Linked DNA regions of Mus musculus: region 1 is linked to region 2. Evidence: chromatin loops called from intact Hi-C (ENCODE). Cell type or tissue: heart. All regions are shown on one strand. Each heading gives the region's core, and the rest is flanking DNA. Links, peaks and the distances in the headings are about the cores only.

Region 1 (8,511 bases), core at 207-8,206, 49 kb after region 2:
GGTGCCCAAAATGGAGTACCTAAGAAAGAGGAGATGTGGGCTTATAGGGATGTTCCTTGGGCTTTTGCCCCTTCCGCCTGCCTCAGCCATGCAGTAAACGCATCTTTGGCCTGATGATGGGCCTCTGTCCTGACTCGCCTGTGTTGGCTGTGTCTAACAGAGGAGGATTACTATGAAGACGATGAGGAAGATGACCCCGATGCCCTGAAGGATCCTCTCTATCAGATTGATCTGCAGGTGAGGGTGTCCATAGAAGATTCTTACGAGTAATATCGTTCAAGCCATGGAAACAATATAATGGGTTCAAATCCATTCATGGTTCGTCATTAGAACTGCAAGAAAGTGGGGATGGGTGGCTGTCTGTTTGGGTGCTCAGAGCCCTGGGGCAGAGGGGGTGCTGGGATTTTTATCCAGTCATCTGTACCAGCAATAATCACTCAAAAGTGAGTCTACTTTGTGAAAGTTCTCTGGGTGGAATAGGAGATGGAGCCTTGGAAATATTTTTGGGTTCCCTATAGCATTCTGTCACGTATGTATATCAGTTCCACGGATGTGAAAACTACCCCTTAGGAAGCAGGCATTGTCTGAAAGCCAGCATTCCTGTACCGCTTGCTGGTGGTCCTTGTCCTGCTGCATGCTGTTGGCCTTGGGGATGCTTGCTGATGCCTCTCTCCTTCTTCCTGCAGGCGTATCTCACAGACTTCCTTTGCCAGTTTGCTCAGCAGCCCTGTTACATAATGTTTTCATGCCACCTTAACGACAACGAGAGGCGGGTCCTACAGACTATCGGCATCTAAAAAGGAGAGTCTTCAGCCTGTGCTTCCTCTCCTGGCCCAGCCACAGAACATTCTACCGCCCTCTCTGGCCTTGAGATGCACTTTTTCTCAGCCTGGAGTGGCTTCTGGCCGTCGGCCTGGACAGTGATACTGACACTCAGCCCTTGCTTACCAGGGCTGGCATTTTAAAAGCTAAAGCAAAGAACATTTATCAAAGTCCTGTGAAGATACCCCAAATCTGGAACTGTCTTTCTCCCCAGCTCTGCCCCCTTCATTCCTAGCATCCTCTGTTGGCCAGACCAGAAACATTGATACCGAGGATGTGGGTTCCTGGTTATTTTGCCCCACTTCAGGAGCACAGGAATTCATTTCCATTAATACTCAGAAGCATATCTGTTTCTTTCATAGGACATCTGATGTGTTCAGTTAGGAGCCCCGTGAGAGATCATTCTGCCTATGCCTTCTGCCCTCGGCCAGTGATGCTCTAGGTTTTCAGTAAGGAGAAGCTGGAGCCGCCACGTACTAAGCCATTTCCAGTAACTTCACCTTCATGCTTTCCTCATGCAACACTAAGGGTCCTCTGTCAAAGGCTCCATATTCCCATCTTTGCTTCGTTGCATGACACAGCCCCTCCCCCAGGCTGTTCCTATATATACATGCATACACAAAGCAAGCCAGACAGACGGCAACTTGTCTTTTTTTTTTTTTTTTAAGAAAAAAAATCAGGAAAGAGATTTTTATTTCTAAATCTGCTTGACCCATCTATATTTAATATGCCTCTTCTGCACATAACCACAGAGTCTGATATTCAAAGGTATCCCTATCCCTCAGGAATCCTCTGAAGTGGTTGAGTTGTAGCCCTTGAATTTACAACATGTATTTTTCTAGGACAGTAAAGCGATCTTTACAAATGAATTTAGTCTGCATACTCTAAGGTGTCTCAACACCTCCACCTTCTGTTTCTTCCTTCCAGAAGCAAAGTAAAAAACAGAAGAAAGCATAGCATATTTTAGCATCCTACTGTGATTTGGCAAGCAGCTCAAAAATCTTAGAGAACTGGTATTTTTCATCCAAATATGTTTAAAGAGTCAGTGGTACAGCGTGCGGAGGATGGCCCAGGGTTCGGTCCCCAGTACTACAAAAATAAGGACATCCTGCAGTGGGGTTCCCTCGTATTATGAGTTGAGAATGGGTGAAGATTAAGAGCAGAGTAGTTGCCCCATGCTCCCTTTGTTTGGTAGTGCCCGGGTCTGCTGCTCCATTTTTAATAGCTGGAGCTTTTTCTTTGGGGTGATGCTTTAACAAAAAGGAAAGGGGATGTAGTGGTCTTGAGCTCCACTTAAGCAGAAGGCGTATAAGGCCTTTCCTGGGACCAAAGGACTTGGCAGCTTGTTACTGACTGCGCCACCAGATGTCCTTAGTGCTCAACCTTGAGTTCAGAAGCACTAACTAAAGTTTCCACTTTTATTTTTAAGAGCCTAAGAAAGTGTGTATAGTTGTCTTCTGGCTGGCGGTGTGGAGACCAGTATTGCCTCTGCCCTTGCTGCTTTTCCTCCTGAAGTTGAAGTTCCTGATAAAGAGAAATGATAACATACCTGTCCAGTGGTACCCAAAAACACCACAGTAAGAGCTTTGGAACCTCGTTCTATAGTTGACCTCAAAGTCAACTGGATTTGGTGCTAAAAACAGTAGACCATTCCACATGATTAAGTTGTCTAATGGTTTTGTCACATTAGAGTGGTACCAGGTTAGCAGCACTGGCCTGCTGAGTTTGAGGAAGCTTGGAGACCCCAGTTCATATGCCGACAGTGATGTGGGTTCATTCTAAGCCTGCACATTAGAACAGTTCCCAGTGTGTAGTGCCAAAATTAGTCCAAAGGGTCTGTCCTGTTCTCATGGTTCACTTTTGGTAGGAGGGCTAAGCTCCTGGCTTAAGAAAACTTGAAAAGCAGGTTTGTAGGAAGCCATCCTGGCCAACATACATAACTGATTGGAAGTGGAGGGGCTTCTGCACCCTGGTGGACAGATGCTTGTGTTTTCAGAGCAATTAACTCCTGCAACAGTGAAATCTCCCATCCTGCCGAGAGACTGTTCCTGAGAGCAAGGAGAAAGTTCTGTTGGTGTGACGAAGTTGAACTCTGGCTCATATTTTATCTCCTATGAAAGCCAACTTCATTTGGGAAAGGGGTGAGGCAGACCGTTGAAGACTAAGAAAAGACCAGTGAACTCATGAGAGGTGTGGGCTCCCTATGATCAAAGGTTTCCAGGTTGTGGGTGAAACACTGGAGAGCTAGAAAGCAGATGAGATTCCAAGAAAGAGTTGTTCCGCTAACCCCTGACTAAGACGCATGAACCTACAACAGATGGTTCGAAAGCAGATGACTGTCAGCGGGGAAAGCAGTGGCTGGGGCTGAGAGAGGTGGTCATTGTGAGCTAGGAGCTAAAGTGGTGAGCTAATGAAAGCAAGCCTCAGCTCTTGTTAGCTGTCCTAAGTACCCCAGAGAAGTAAAGTGAGCACTGACCAGCCGAGCGACAAGTCAGCCTTCGTGGGAGAACGGGGGTGGGTCTTTACTGTGGAGATGAGTGGGTTGATTTATGCCAGGACATTTGAAGCCATTTGCAAAAGAAACTGACCTACACAAGGAAAGAATGCTCATCAAATCTTAGATGACAGGAAACCCCTGGGAAGGGTGACATTTAGGATCCAAGTAGATCAAGTATAAGAAAAGGAGTTTGGCGACAGTATTTATCGGGAAGATTAAAGATTTGGAGTACTGTGTACCTCATTAAAAGTACTGAGTGTTAGGAGTCCAAAAAACTCCAGTGTGGGCCCAGGTTATGGTCTAGGATACTGCAGATTTTCCTCCACCTCTGTCCCTCTCAGGGATCCTGACCAATGACAATACTCTGTAAAAGGACATCCAAGACCTAGACTGTTTAGAGGAAGTGGTGACATGGCTGAGAAGGCTGGGCTCAGGACAGCCTCAGCACTCATGGGTTTGTTCAGACAAGCGCTGCACTGCACCAGGCCAGCTGTGCCCTGAGGACGGAATAAAAAGTGCATTTCTGGCTCTTCTGTCTCCTGTCAGTTTCAGTGACTATTAAGCTTCTGTCAGATACAGTAGGCCAGTGCCTTAGGTTTTTTCAAGAAGCTGGCCCAGGGCTCCATGGTGGTGCCCACCTTAAATTCCAGCACTAAAGAGACAGGCAAATCTCTGAGTCCAAGGTCAACTTGGCCTACAAAGCAAGTTCCTGGCCCATAAGACCTTGTCTTGGAGTGGGGCAAGGGAAGCTGATTATGAGATCAGAAATCAATGACAAATGAGGCAAGTATTATCAGAAAAATGGGTACTGTGTACTGTCACCTCCACCCCCAAAGAAAGACTGGGCTAGCAGTAATGGCATTGAAGCCGAGTTACTGGCATGAAGAAGGTGACCCTTCAGTGAAGCATCTTGCTAAAATGTGAGCGCTGAGATGCCAAGCTGGTGGACGTGTCTATGTGGATGACCTCACACCTGCCAACCCTGCAGAAGTCCTTTTTCTTTTTTAAGATGTATTTATTATTGTACATAAGTACACTGTAGCTGTCTTCAGATGCACCAGAAGAGGGCGTCAGATCTCATTACTGATGGTTGTGCGCCACCATGTGGTTGCTGGGATTTGAACTCAAGGCCTTTGGAAGAGCAGTCAGTGCTCCTACCCACTGAGCCATCTCGCCAGTCTGCAGGTGCTTTTCCTTAACCCTTTTATGAATAAAGGAGAGCAGATACTGAATGTTACCTGCTAGTGTGAGATTACTGTCCAAGAAGCCTGTACTTAACGATAGTTGCTCTTACCTCTCCAGTCAGACAAAGGGAGGGTAGGATATTCTATAGGGGTGGGAGGTGACTAAGATAAGATTGTCATGAAACAATTGCATCTGAAGGGATCTTTTATAAGCACAGTAGAAATGTTAGAATGAACTGGGCTTGGTAAAACAACTATCCGGACATGGTGGCGCACGCCTTTAATCCCAGCACTCAGGAGGCTGAGGCAGGTGGATTTCTGAGTTCGAGGCCAGCCTGGTCTACAAAGTGAGTTCCAGGACAGCCAGGGCTACACAGAGAAACCCTGTCTCGAAAGACCAAAACAAACAAACAGAAACCCACACAACTGTAATGTCAGTGGTGTGGAGGGAGAAGTGGGCAGAACTCTAGTTTCTGGTCAAGCAGGGCTACATAGTGAACCCCTGTCTTAAAAAAAAAAACAAAAGTGGAGCCTGATGTATAGTGTACTGGTAGAGCACTCAGTTAGCATTCATGAGACCCAGGGTTCTACACCAGCTAGAAAAAAAACATTATTGTGATTCCTGGAGTCTAGGCCAAAAATAAAAGCTGTAAAGATAAGCTGAGCCAAATGGCGAGGAGGCTCCAACAAGGCCTGCTTCCTCCAGAGAAAGGCTCTCCACCTAAGAGAAACTAAAAGGGGTTTGGAGCCTGAGCTGCAGTTGGAGGCGATGGAAGGTAGGAACACCATCTGGCAGCAGAGCTGAGTGGAAGAGCGGCAGCATGTGCTGAGACCGGAACCAGGCTAGAAGAGATGAGTCAGTGAAGCCTTGCGAAGGCTTGATGACCCCCGGGGGAGAGGTTCCCCAAAGGAACTCAGTGTTACCAGGTCCTCTGCATCAGGGGTCAAGTGTTCTGTTGGTAGTCATATGGCCAAAGCCCCACTCCCACAGACTGACACTAGATCTCAGTGCTTTATGAAGATCCCAGCAGCAAGCAGCCAAACGTACATGTTAATAAAATTACGAACTCAGTGACCCATTTGCCTTTCTGTGAGGATAACGCAGGTTGGCACCAGCCAGCTAATGATCTCATTTTTTTGTTTTGTTTTTAGATGATAACAAAAGGTCTCTCATGCCTGTGTGGCAAGCATGCATTGAGAAGGAGAACAGTGAGCCCCAGGCCTGACTAGAAGGCCCAGGGAGCCCTTCAAGTCTTGGCAGAACAATATAGCTGGAAAGGGGGTTGGGACAGGAACCTTGCTTTCCCTGCCTGTAAAATGGGGGACTGATGCCCAGCTCCCCGGAACGTGAGAAGAGCCCCATCCTAGCCCCCGCCACAGAGCGGGAGCTAGCTGTATGACTTGCCTGGTTGGATTTGACTGTGACTCAATTCAGCCCCACAGATGCCAGTGCCGCTGCTAAATCAAGGCTTGGTGAGCCTTTGGGAGGACAGCTCTGTAGAGCTGCCCCAGCTCCCACCTGCTACCCACTATGCAATTTTCCCATGGTTATCTGTGACAAATTATTGGTGTAATGGTTTGCTCTCGCTTCCCCACCACCACCACCACCACCTCTCATTCTCAGAACGTAATTAAAGTCTTTGTAATTCATCACCTTAGTGGGGTTTGAAAGGTGGAAAACCACTCTTGAGGATAGCTACACTTCTAGATCCAACTCGGGAAGCTCAGCTGAAATCAAACCCAGAGCCTCCTGGAGGGAGGGGGAGGGTAAAAAGAGGGGCCTAGACTCCCACAGTAGGAAGTCCCCTGAGCCTGAGTCAGGACCTGGGAACGGACTTTGGAAGAAGGCCACAGGGGATATCTGAAGAGCACTATATCTAGGATGTATACATGGGCCAGAACTTACTGCATATTGTGAGTATGTGTTAAAACCAGAGGAAACAGGCCTGGAGTGCTTACCCCAGAGTTTGGCACTAAATTCCCCCACTAGGTGGTAGGGTAGACTCAGTCTGATCCATTTCAATTTAAAAAAAAATTTTTTTTTCAACCAGGTGTGCATACCTTTAATCTCAGCACTTAGGAGACAGAAGCAGGTGGGCAGGCTAACCTCTGACTTCAAGGCCAGCCTGGTCTATATATAGTGAGTTCCGGGACAGCTAAGAGTACACAGAAAACTCTGTCCCAAAAAGAAGAAATCATTTTTACATCTGACTTTGTAGTTGAGCAGATTCTTAACTCTCATTTCCCTCGACAGCTTCTCTCCTCATCCCTGACCAGAAGGTTAGCTAGCAATGGCAGAGAAGCCAGGCCAGTGACACCTTAGCTTCACCTTAAGCCCTCTCCAGCCAGAAAGACAGGGTGGAGTTTCTACAAGAGAGCAGCAAGACCAGAGGGGTCAGGTGGCTTTGAGCTAGCAGTCAGGAAGTGGCAGAGCAGGACACGTAGTTTGTGGTTCACAACATGGGCTCTGGAGCCAGGCTGGATTTTGAGTCTGTGCAGGACCACATGCCAGCTTTGATAATTTTGGGCAAGATGTATTTAAAATTTCTATCTTTCCAAATCCACAGAACAGGTATGTTGGTATCTGTACCACAGGGGACTGTAAGAATTAAATAAAGCCAGTACAATACAAAGCACTTTGAAGTGAGGCTTAGGTTTAGTTTGCTAGTATGACCTTGAATCTAATGGAATTATCATCACCTAAATGTGTTAAGAAAGTTCCTGTGCGTCCGAATTCAACAGTTCCCATCTGTGCTAGGATGGCTGCACACAAACCCCAGCTGGAGTGCTGAGTTTTGAGACGAGGATCTGGCCCTAAGCTCTTCCCAGGAGAGGGGACAGACAGGAGAGCTGTAAACAGCCTTCGCACTCACTCTCAGATCTCAAAATAACTTGTCTGCCCCCACCCTGCCCAGCTGGCAGAGCTGCAGGCTGAGTAAAGTGCCATTTAAAGATAACCTGGCACTCTCCATACACCTCACTGCCTGGGCGGCTCCTAGGGCCAGACAGACTGCCTAAGACGGTGGCCGCTCCTTCCACTCGCACCAGTTCATCTACCCGCTTCATCCTCCATGCTGGAGTCCACACTGCAGTAGCTTCACTCAGCTTGCAGAGAACACTGCAGACCAGCAGGAGCCTGGCATTCTGAGAGGTCCTTGAAGACATTATAAACCCTCTGGAGGAAGAGTACCCCTTTCTATCAGTAGCTGGGTGGCAGGGTGACACCCCACACTGGCCAGTACCTTTGACCTCCCCTCAAAGGTGCCCACTACTACAAGAACAAATATAAAGAACACTATCTTTTGCAAGTCTTCACTCCCGTTCCTCAGTCTTTGCTCCATGGTCCTCTCAGGACTTGGGTCCACTATGGAAATACAGCGCATGCTCACTATTCATTTCTGTGCTTCAGCATCCCCTGTCAAGAAGGGCCAGTCGGGAAGTAGTGGGTCACGTGCTTCTGCCAGCACTGAGAGTTTTGAGGCAAGGCCACCCTTTGTCCATGACTGTGTGCATGTTCGTACATGAGAATCCCAACCTGCGTGGGCACCCTCGCTCTGAATCCTAATCCCCTATCCTAGAATTTTCCAAACACAAAGCCACTGACGTAACTGGGTATGGTAGTTCACGCCCTCAATCCCAGCACTTGGGAGGCAGAGGCAGCTGGATCTCTATGAGTTAGAGGCCAGCCTTCAAGCTCCAGGCCAGCCAGGGCTATACATGAGAATCTGTTTTTGTTTCGTTTTGTTTTAAAGGGGGGAGGGGTCAGGGGAGTGGGCCAGTGAGATGGGTCAGCTGAAAAATGCAATCATTGCCAAGCCTAAAGACCTGAGTTAAGATCCCTCGAACCTACATGTTGGGAGGAGAAAATGAATTCTTACAATTTATCCTCTTACCTAATGTCACACAAATAAAAGTAATAAAGTGTTTTGTTTTTTATAAACAAGATACCAGTGCTGGAGAGATGGCTCAGAGGTTAAGAGCACTGACTGCTGTTCCAGAGGTCCTGAG
Region 2 (8,511 bases), core at 124-8,123:
CTCCTGTGGCCTCATCCTGCATCCCAGCTCCTGTGACCTCATCCTGCCTCCCTGCATCCCAGCTCCTGTGGCCTCATCCTGCATCCCAGCTCCTGTGGCCTCATCCTGCATCCCTGCATCCCAGCTCCTGTGACCTCATCCTGCCTCCCTGCATCCCAGCTCCTGTGGCCTCATCCTGCATCCCAGCTCCTGTGGCCTCATCCTGCCTCCCTGCCTCCCAGCTCCTGTGACACCATCCTGCTTCCATGGCATTTCTCTAAGAAGGAAGATAAAAAAGAGCAAACTCCCACCCAGCAGCCAGTTTCCCATATAGCTCTGCTGCACCCCACCCCACTTCCTAATGCTGTTCGGTTTATTGCTTTTAACAAAACAAATTTATAGTGAGTTCCAGGCCCTGGTGGCTTCCTTTCCTCCCCCTCCCTATCCTGTTTTACACAGCACTGCTCATGTAAGAGTCTGTTTCTCAAATGCACGGCATTCCTCAGGTGGAGGATGGGCAAGAATGTTCACTTTTTAAAACTTACTGGGTAGAAAAATCCCAAACCAGGATATGTGTGTGTCTGTATGTTTGTCTTATTTTCTTCTCATTTGACCCTCACCATTCCAGTCTGTCCCCTTTTATACCTGATGTAGAAAAGGCAGAACTGAATCTGGAAAGCAAATTGTTGTATATAGTTGCGGTAACAATCACGAAGAGAGCTGGGCTGTCCCCTCAGTAATTCATTTTAAATGAAAAAAAATTGGTTGAAAATGAAATCCATGCCTTGGCCAGCTGAAATGGCCTTCCTCCATCGCCACTGAGGCTACCCTTCCCTGGGTCCTCTGCCGACCAGGCATGTCTCCATCCAGCAGATTTCATCTGTTTGCTGCCATTTGCGTTTCAATAAAGTTATCTCCTGTATTGTCCTCTGGTTTCTCTCTGCTTGGTTTCTGTGTCCATCTATCTTAATGCTTGGTATGCTATGACAAATAGCTCGTGGTCCTTTGCCTAACTCAGAAGCAAACCCCACCTGCTTTTAAATTACCCCAACCAAATGCTAATAAGCAGGAGTCTTTACTTCTGTTTTGTGGGCAGGAGAGAACCCTACTTTGTACACTGTGGACAGTTCTGTCCTGCATTATTTCAGCTGCAGATTATATGAGCAAAAGCAATGTGGGGAGGGTTTTTATTTCATCTTACAGGTTATAGTCCATTATAAAGGGAAGCCAAGGCCAGGAACTCTAGGAAGAGGCTTGGACCCACAGCCACTTAAGAGTGCTGCTTACTGGATTGCTCCCTTTGGTCTTAGCCTAGGCCCACCTGCCTGGGGATGGAACTAACTACAGTGGGCTGGCTTCCACTATGTCAATTAGCAATTAAGAAATGGTTCCCAAACTTGGCTACAGGCCAACCTGATGCAGTTAATTCTTCAGATGAGGTTCTTTCTTCACAGGTAATTCTAGTTTGTGTCAAGTTAATAGCTTAAGCTAACTATGACAGCTTCCCTTACCAGAAAGCAAGGCTTCCAGGCTTGGGGTGGGGGTGGGGGAAGGTCTTGAGTTCTCAATCTAGCCTCTAGACCAACGATCCTCAATCTGTGGGCCGAGACCCCTTTGGGGGTTGAATGACTCTTTCACAAGGGTCTGATGTCCTGCATATCAGATATTTACATTACAATTCATAACAGTAATGGAATTACAGTTATGAAGGAGCAACAAAAATATTATAGTTGGGGATCACAAAGTAACTATTAAAGGGTCACAGCATTAGGAAGGTTGAGAAACACATTTTCTTTTGGAAGCAAAACAAACTTGCCTCCAAGGACAGCTATTTTAATGGAGTTCAGTTTCTCCTGGCCACTGTAACACAGAAGAAAATAAGCCTTACTGTTCCCCACTATGGAGCTGCAGAATCAAGAGGCACTCTCTTTCCTCTGAAAGCACCATGGTGACACAGGCCACCTTGGCCCTCTTTGACAACCAGGAGGTAACAGATGGGTTTAGAGCACTCCTCAAGAATGTTCTTTTCAAAGAATTTTCAGATTAGGCCACTTAAGCTGCAGTCATTATCAGTTTAGCAACCAGTCTTGAGCTGTCTTTTGAAACTGCTAGCTGGTGAATAAGAGAAATGTTCCTAGAAAATATTCGCATCTAAGGCACTAAATCTTAGCAGCTTACCAAGAAACACCTGCTCCAAGTGCCAACAGCATAAGTCACTCCATCCCTCCTGCCACCGAGTGTGGCCTGCAGTTTAATCCCTTGCTCCAATCTCCTCCACTTGCTCTGTTGGGTGGAGGCTTTAGGTTGTGGCCATTTCCTGTGACCACCCTGGATAGCCATATTAAAGTACTCTTTCTCCCTCAGCCCTTCCATCGTGACTTCCCTGAAGTGGTGGTGGGAAGGATGTTGGGCTAACTTGATGGCTCATGGCTCAGGGGGCAGTGAAGTACTTGTCACACCTGACAACCTGAGTGACATAAACGGGGCGGAAGATAAACTCCACACTAAGTTATCCTCTAACCTCTACAGGTGTCCCAAGGCATGGCGCGCACGCGTACACGTGTACACACACACACACACACACACACACACACACACACACACACTTTAAAAAAACGTTTTATTGATTTCTTTGTGAATTTCACATCATGTACCCCAATTCCACTCATCTTCCCATCCCTTCATATCTGCCCTCCACTCTTGCAAACCCCTCCCCCCCAATAAAATAGAATAAAACAAAAAACAAACAAACAAAAAAAAGAAAACCCCAAATATCTAGTTGTGGGAACTGTAGTATGTCATAGTGTGTCACCCAGTACACCCTTTTGTCCACATATCTTTACTTGCAAATGTTCTTTGCAGAGAGTCCTTGGTCTGTTGCGAGGGCTCTGGGTTCTGCTACACTACCACTCCTGGATCCTCATGGGGACTCCTCTCAGATCTCCTGTTGTTGGTCTGTGTCGTGGAGATCCTGCAGCTCTGGATCTGCAGGACCAGCCCCTTTACATACTCTAGCAGATCATAGATGGGGTAGATGTTGGAATAGGCAAACTCAAAGCCCTGGATCTGGGCCTGGGTAGCTGAGTTGGTCAGCCCGCCCCTGCACCCCCAGGGTAAGCTCTCCAGTAGCTCAGCAGCACAGTCAGTAAGAGGCGGCCTCAACTCTTCTCTCAGATCCGCATGGATGTCTCACCGGTGCATTCGACACTGGGGCCAGCTCTACTGTGCTGCCCAGGCAAGGTGCAGGGCCCACTCTCCTAAGGTGAGGGGCAGGGCCAGCTCTCCCACCTACTGCAGGTAGAGAGGGGTCGGGTGGGGTAAGGGCATCTCTCCCTTGCCGGCCACAATCCACAGCAGACAAGGTGCAGGGCCTTCTGTGTTCATGTCCTCAGGGCTAGCTTACCCAGTCCCTTGCCCTCAGGGTCAGCTCTACTATGTTGCCCAGGCGAGGGGCAGGGCCAGCTCAGAATAGTGCCTCAGGCAGCAGTCCTGACCAGGGACATCTGCATGGCCTTTGGTGGTAAAACAGCCTGGGATATCAACACAGACCTGGTTGCCATAGGACCTCTAACCCAGACAGGTGGACCCCCGAAGCAGTATGGATCCAGATGTCCCACGGTATCAAGTGCAGCCATTCAGATTAGCATGTCTCCCCTCCCTCTGGCAGCATGCCTCTCAGATATCCACATGGTCTCTGGTAGCAGCCCAGACCACTGACATCCACTTTGCCTTTGATGCTAATTCAGGTGCCAGACATTGACACAGACTGCAACTCCAGCTGCAGCAGGACCAGGAACCCAGACATGGCCCTTGGGGGCAGCTGGAGCCAGGACCTCAGCATGGCCTCCTCATATCCCCCTATTCTTCACTGCCTTCAAGTCCCTAGTTCCACCTTTCTCCACAGTATATGAACCCTTCAGCTTGGTTTCCTCCTCCATCTCCACCACACTCCCCATCTTTCCCATCTCCCCATCACACATTCATCCATCGTAGTGGTAGCCACGGCAGGTGCTTGGGTGTCTTTCATCCGGCCTCCCCCAACACTTTTTAAAAAATTAAGTAATGCTATATATTTGCAGGATTCACTCATAGTAGTCACACTCATAGAATCACTCTAGAGCCATGTGTGGTGGCACATACCTGCAATCTCTGCAATGGGGGAGGTGAAAACAGAAAGATCAAGATAAGGGAGTTCAAGGCCAGTGTGGGCTACAGAGCAAGTTTGAGGCTAGTCTGGGCCACATATGACCTTGTCTCAAAACAAGATAACGACAAATAGGTAGATAATATTTTTTTTAAAAAAATCATTCTAGAAAAATGCTCCTTCGCCTGTAGGTAGTCTCCCCTGGACAGCCCTTTTTGACATTGGGTTCATCTAAGCTAAAAAGCTAGAAGACTGGATTTTTCTAAAGCAACCACTCCCCACTGCCAATTTCACTTCAGTTTTTCTGCGTGTCTCCTTTTCCCTGTCCGCTCCCCAGCATCTTAGGATCTCTAAAGCTAAACTGTAAACGGAGCCAACTGAATAACTGCTGTTTTTAGTTGAGGGGAGGGGTGTTAGTTTTAAAAAGATGCTATTCTGACCCCCTTCCTTAAGGCCCGACCTCTGTCCTAACTCATCTTAAATCTGGGCCTAGAATCATGCAGGTAGAGAGCGGTGATGGGCGAGGCGAGGGAGGGCATCTACAATCCCACTACAATCCACAGCAGACAAGGTGCAGGGCCTTCTGTGCTCACGCCCTCGGGATTAGCTTTCTTGCTCCCTTGCCATCAGGGCCTTGCCATCAAAGGTTACGCGCCTTTATTCCAAGCGCGTTTTCTAACAGCGCGTGCGACTTCAGGACTACAAACCGTTATGAGAATTCTGTGTGTGCATAGACGCCCAAAGCTTTCCTGGCCCGCGAATCGCGGTTCGGTTCCGGCAGCAGAAGGCGCTGTCTCCCGAGGCTGCGCTCTATCCCCGCCCCCCGCCCGCTCCCGCGTACTTAGGTGCGCAGGCGCGGCTTCGCGGATTGGCCGTACGCGGGAGCCGTCATTCGGTGGCGGGTCCCGGCCGCGGGGCTGGCGGGCTGAGGGGAGGAAAGATGGCGGCAGCGGCGGCAGCTGGTGCGGCTTCTGGGCTGCCGGGTCCAGTGGCACAGGGATTGAAGGAGGCGTTGGTGGATACCCTCACCGGAATCCTGTCCCCGGTGCAGGAGGTGCGGGCGGCTGCAGAGGAGCAGATTAAGGTGCTGGAGGTGACAGAGGGTGAGTGAGGCGGGACCGTCACGAGGATGGTTCGGACCAGGGCCGGCCGCACAGTCCGCTGACCGTAGGGATTTGGGGATCTTGAGCCAGCGGAGAGGTGGGCGTCAGGAGTGGATTAGGAAACGTGGGGGTGGGGGTGCCGCTGGTGGCTGGGAAAGTCCTAGAAGAAGGGTGGCGCGTCTGAAAGGAAAGGGTCGGGGGAGGTGGAGCCTTAGCGGGGATGGGGTGGGGGAAGACTTGAAAAGATAGATAGATAGTGGCGGGGTTCTGCCGAGGACAGAAATGAAGTTCGACGTGGTGCTGGCGGTGTCGCGCAATCTAGATGATCTCTGAGCCCAAGACAAGGTCTTTTTGCCGTTTTCTTCACCAGCTCTGTTGTAGTGGGATCAGGGAAGGGAGCTAGAGAAGAGCCAGAAGTAAGGCCCTTAAGGAGGCGGCCACCATCGAACAAGTTTCAGCATCAGAGTTTTAAATCTGGCTGGTTGTTCAGACACATCACGTTTTCCTAGAAATCAACTCAATCCGATGCATACGACGCTTCACTTTCCGACCATGCTTCCCGTTTGTTTTTTGTTTTTTAAAGACTTAATGGCAATTATTAAATTACTGTGCATTTCTATGTACAGGAACCGATCTTCCTTTGTTTTAGATTCTTTGTTCTCATCCTCCCGTTATGTTCTTTAACGTGTTAGAGAAGAAACTATTAGCTTGACGTTTTCTTTTAATTTCCTGTTTAGTGGGCTTTCAGCGGGCCTGTTTTCACAAAGAACAGAAAAAAGGGTCAAGTCTCCTTGGTCTTTATGTAAGAAACGTACCTGATTCGGAATTCCAGATCCTCGGAATCCCCAAGCTCAAGGGAATATTTCCACTGCTCCTTAAACTTAGGCTTCCTCAGAAATATGGGAGATTGTTTCCATATTTGACCAACCACCCTCAAAGCCTTGAGTTAATACTCCTGCAGGACTTTTTATTGAAAAGAAGTGGATGTGGTGGGGGAACCTCCCTTGAATTTAGTTTTTATATCCTCTAATATGACCAACTATTGAAGGCAAGTTTCCTTCTGTTGGGACTATTGGGATTTAATAGGTTAGAGACTATTTTGAAAGGCCAGGTGTAGTTTTATAACATTACCAGACTCTTAAGAGAGGGAACCGTGAATGGAAGAAAGCTATTGGAACGAAGCACATAACTAACTTGTCCTGAGGTTTCTAGGTCAAATTCCTTGACTTTACAGTTCATGCCTCTGCCTCCCTCGGTATAAAGAAAGAACGCTGATGGGCAGAAACCTTACTAAGTTTAACTTGTTACTTGCATTTAGTTGCTGGGCTGATGCAAACCGATCCTTAATTAAACCTCCCATGAATGATACCCAGTGTTTGAGCTAATCCCAAATGTATGGCTGTCACCTTAACTGTGAAAGGCCGGCTTATGTTTAGACTGTACAATAGTTCTAGTCTTACTCTGATTTCTTCTTCAACTCATAGCCAGATGCTATGGCCTCATCTAGGGCACAGCCACCTATACCGTCCTTGAGATCGTTTTGAAGTTCTTGTCACCTACTCTTGTTACCTTTTGGGATCTTGAAATCAAAAGTACAGAATTTCGATCTGATCACTGATGAGTAAATTGATAAAGGCCACCTCAGTTCTCCCTCCTGTCCCCATAACCTACTGATAATGTGTGAGTGGCCTGCTGAGAGGCAGGGGCAAGCTCTGATACAGTAACAGGAATGGCGGCTGGTAGTGAGGTATATGACTCAAGTACAGAATGTGGTTACAGAGGTGGATCAAGTCTGGAGTTGAATATAGTAATATTGGCTTTAAAATAGTCTTCAGTGGCTTTAAAATAGTCTTGTCCCCTTCTATACCTGTTTTTATTTAGAGGATAGTGGTTCATTCCTTAAGAGTCTTTTCCGGGAGGGGTCTTTAACAGTAATCTCTCCCATTGGGTCCTGAGCATCTCCAATTTTACATACTGGCTAACTCTGAGATACTTTCTAAAGGTTCGCTTCTAACAGCTTCTTTGGCTGTGGCCCTTCTTTACATGAAATGACAGCACCTGGTCTCCTAGGGGGAGTTCACGAGCTTCTTAGTCCTGGATGGTGAGGAAATTGTTTCTGTAATGAAAATGTTTCTTGAGCTCCTGCTCTTGCCCTGTCCCTAAGCACTGGGATCTAGGGGAGCCTGCAGACTTTGCATAGTTAGAGCCTCGTTGTCACTGAGTGTCACTCGGAGTCGTGTGGTAGCCAGCAGACAATTGTCCCCTTTTTCCTAAGAGGATTAGAGTTTGAGTTCGATTAGCAGAGTTTGTAAAAATTTAGTTCTGCCCACATAGGGTAAAAGTAAAAGTGTTTTTATTTATTAGCATGTTCTTGTAATTGTTTCATTTGTAGACTGACATATGTCAAGCATACATTAACATGGGCATCAGACAAGAGATGTGTAGATTCCCAAAGGTCTATTGACTCTGAATCTTAATGTTCTGTCAACAACAACTGCTGCTGTTGCTTCTTCTTCTCCTTCTCCTCCTCCTCCTTCTTCTCCTCCTCCTTCTACTTCTCGTCCTCTTCCTCCTCTTCCTCCTTCTCCTTCCTCTTCCACTGTTTTAATTCCGCTTATGGTAAGACTGCTTTCCGATGTCACCTCTTTGTTTCTGGCATGTTGATGCTTTGCTTCTTTCCTCTTTCAGTTCCCTACTTTGCTTCAAGAAGAACCCTAAGTGCTCGAATGCGTACCTTCCATGTGCGGTCCTGTGTTCTCTAGCTAGCAGAGCTGACAGTTTTGTAAAAATAACTAGGTTTAGACCTGTCTTTTTTTCCTCTTGCTACTTATTTTTATTTGTTAGAAATGAATACATGCATACCTCCACTCACACACATCATTTGCCCTTAACTACGTTTTTTGTCTTTTTTCTTTTTCTTTTCTTTTCTTCCTTTTTTCTTCTATGCTTAGGGTTGAACCCAGGGCCTTATGCATTCTAGCCAGGCACGCATTCTACCACTGAGCTGTAGTCCCAGCCCAGTCTTTTCTGCCCTTGCTCCACAGAATCCATGCTTCCTTTTCATCTCCCGCCATTGCATTGACCAGAGGATGTGGATAATTCCCTGGCATTCCGATGCTACTCAGTTATATATGATGATTTTCCCACCTTAGATGCCTAGAGAGATGATCCTGCTGGCTGGAAATGCTTTCTGGTTCTCATGGGCACTTTTCTGGCTTTCTTACAGTATAGCATAAGCACTGTCCACCTGCGAAGGGCACCCCGCAAGGATCCAGACGCACTCCT

Evidence for each region. Peaks named below come from ENCODE experiments on the same cell type or tissue, not always from the same donor. Only the 100,000 strongest peaks of a DNase experiment are listed, where the experiment ranks them.
Region 1: it touches region 2 in a loop (2.5-fold over the local background); 8 of 42 quality-filtered maps call a loop at or near these places.

What each region holds. Positions count from the first base shown.
Region 1 is chr1:135,377,653-135,386,163 of GRCm38, reverse strand. It overlaps Ipo9 (importin 9), which reads left to right. Exons shown (of 24, transcript NM_153774.1): 23 at 161-237; 24 at 687-3,849. The coding sequence ends at 797. Among named protein-coding and RNA genes, the nearest start is that of Shisa4, 6.8 kb to the right of the region's middle. In heart, for the core only: a CTCF peak has its summit at 4,394 (motif pointing right); a DNase peak (open chromatin) is centred at 7,433; H3K4me3 peaks cover 435 bases; H3K27ac peaks cover 1,407 bases.
Region 2 is chr1:135,426,983-135,435,493 of GRCm38, reverse strand. Ipo9 (importin 9) reads left to right here and starts at 5,003. Exons shown (of 24, transcript NM_153774.1): 1 at 5,003-5,226. The coding sequence starts at 5,064. Nav1 (neuron navigator 1) reads left to right here. Exons shown (of 30, transcript NM_173437.2): 30 at 1-914. In heart, for the core only: a CTCF peak has its summit at 4,889 (motif pointing right); a DNase peak (open chromatin) is centred at 4,993; H3K4me3 peaks cover 3,213 bases; H3K27ac peaks cover 1,960 bases.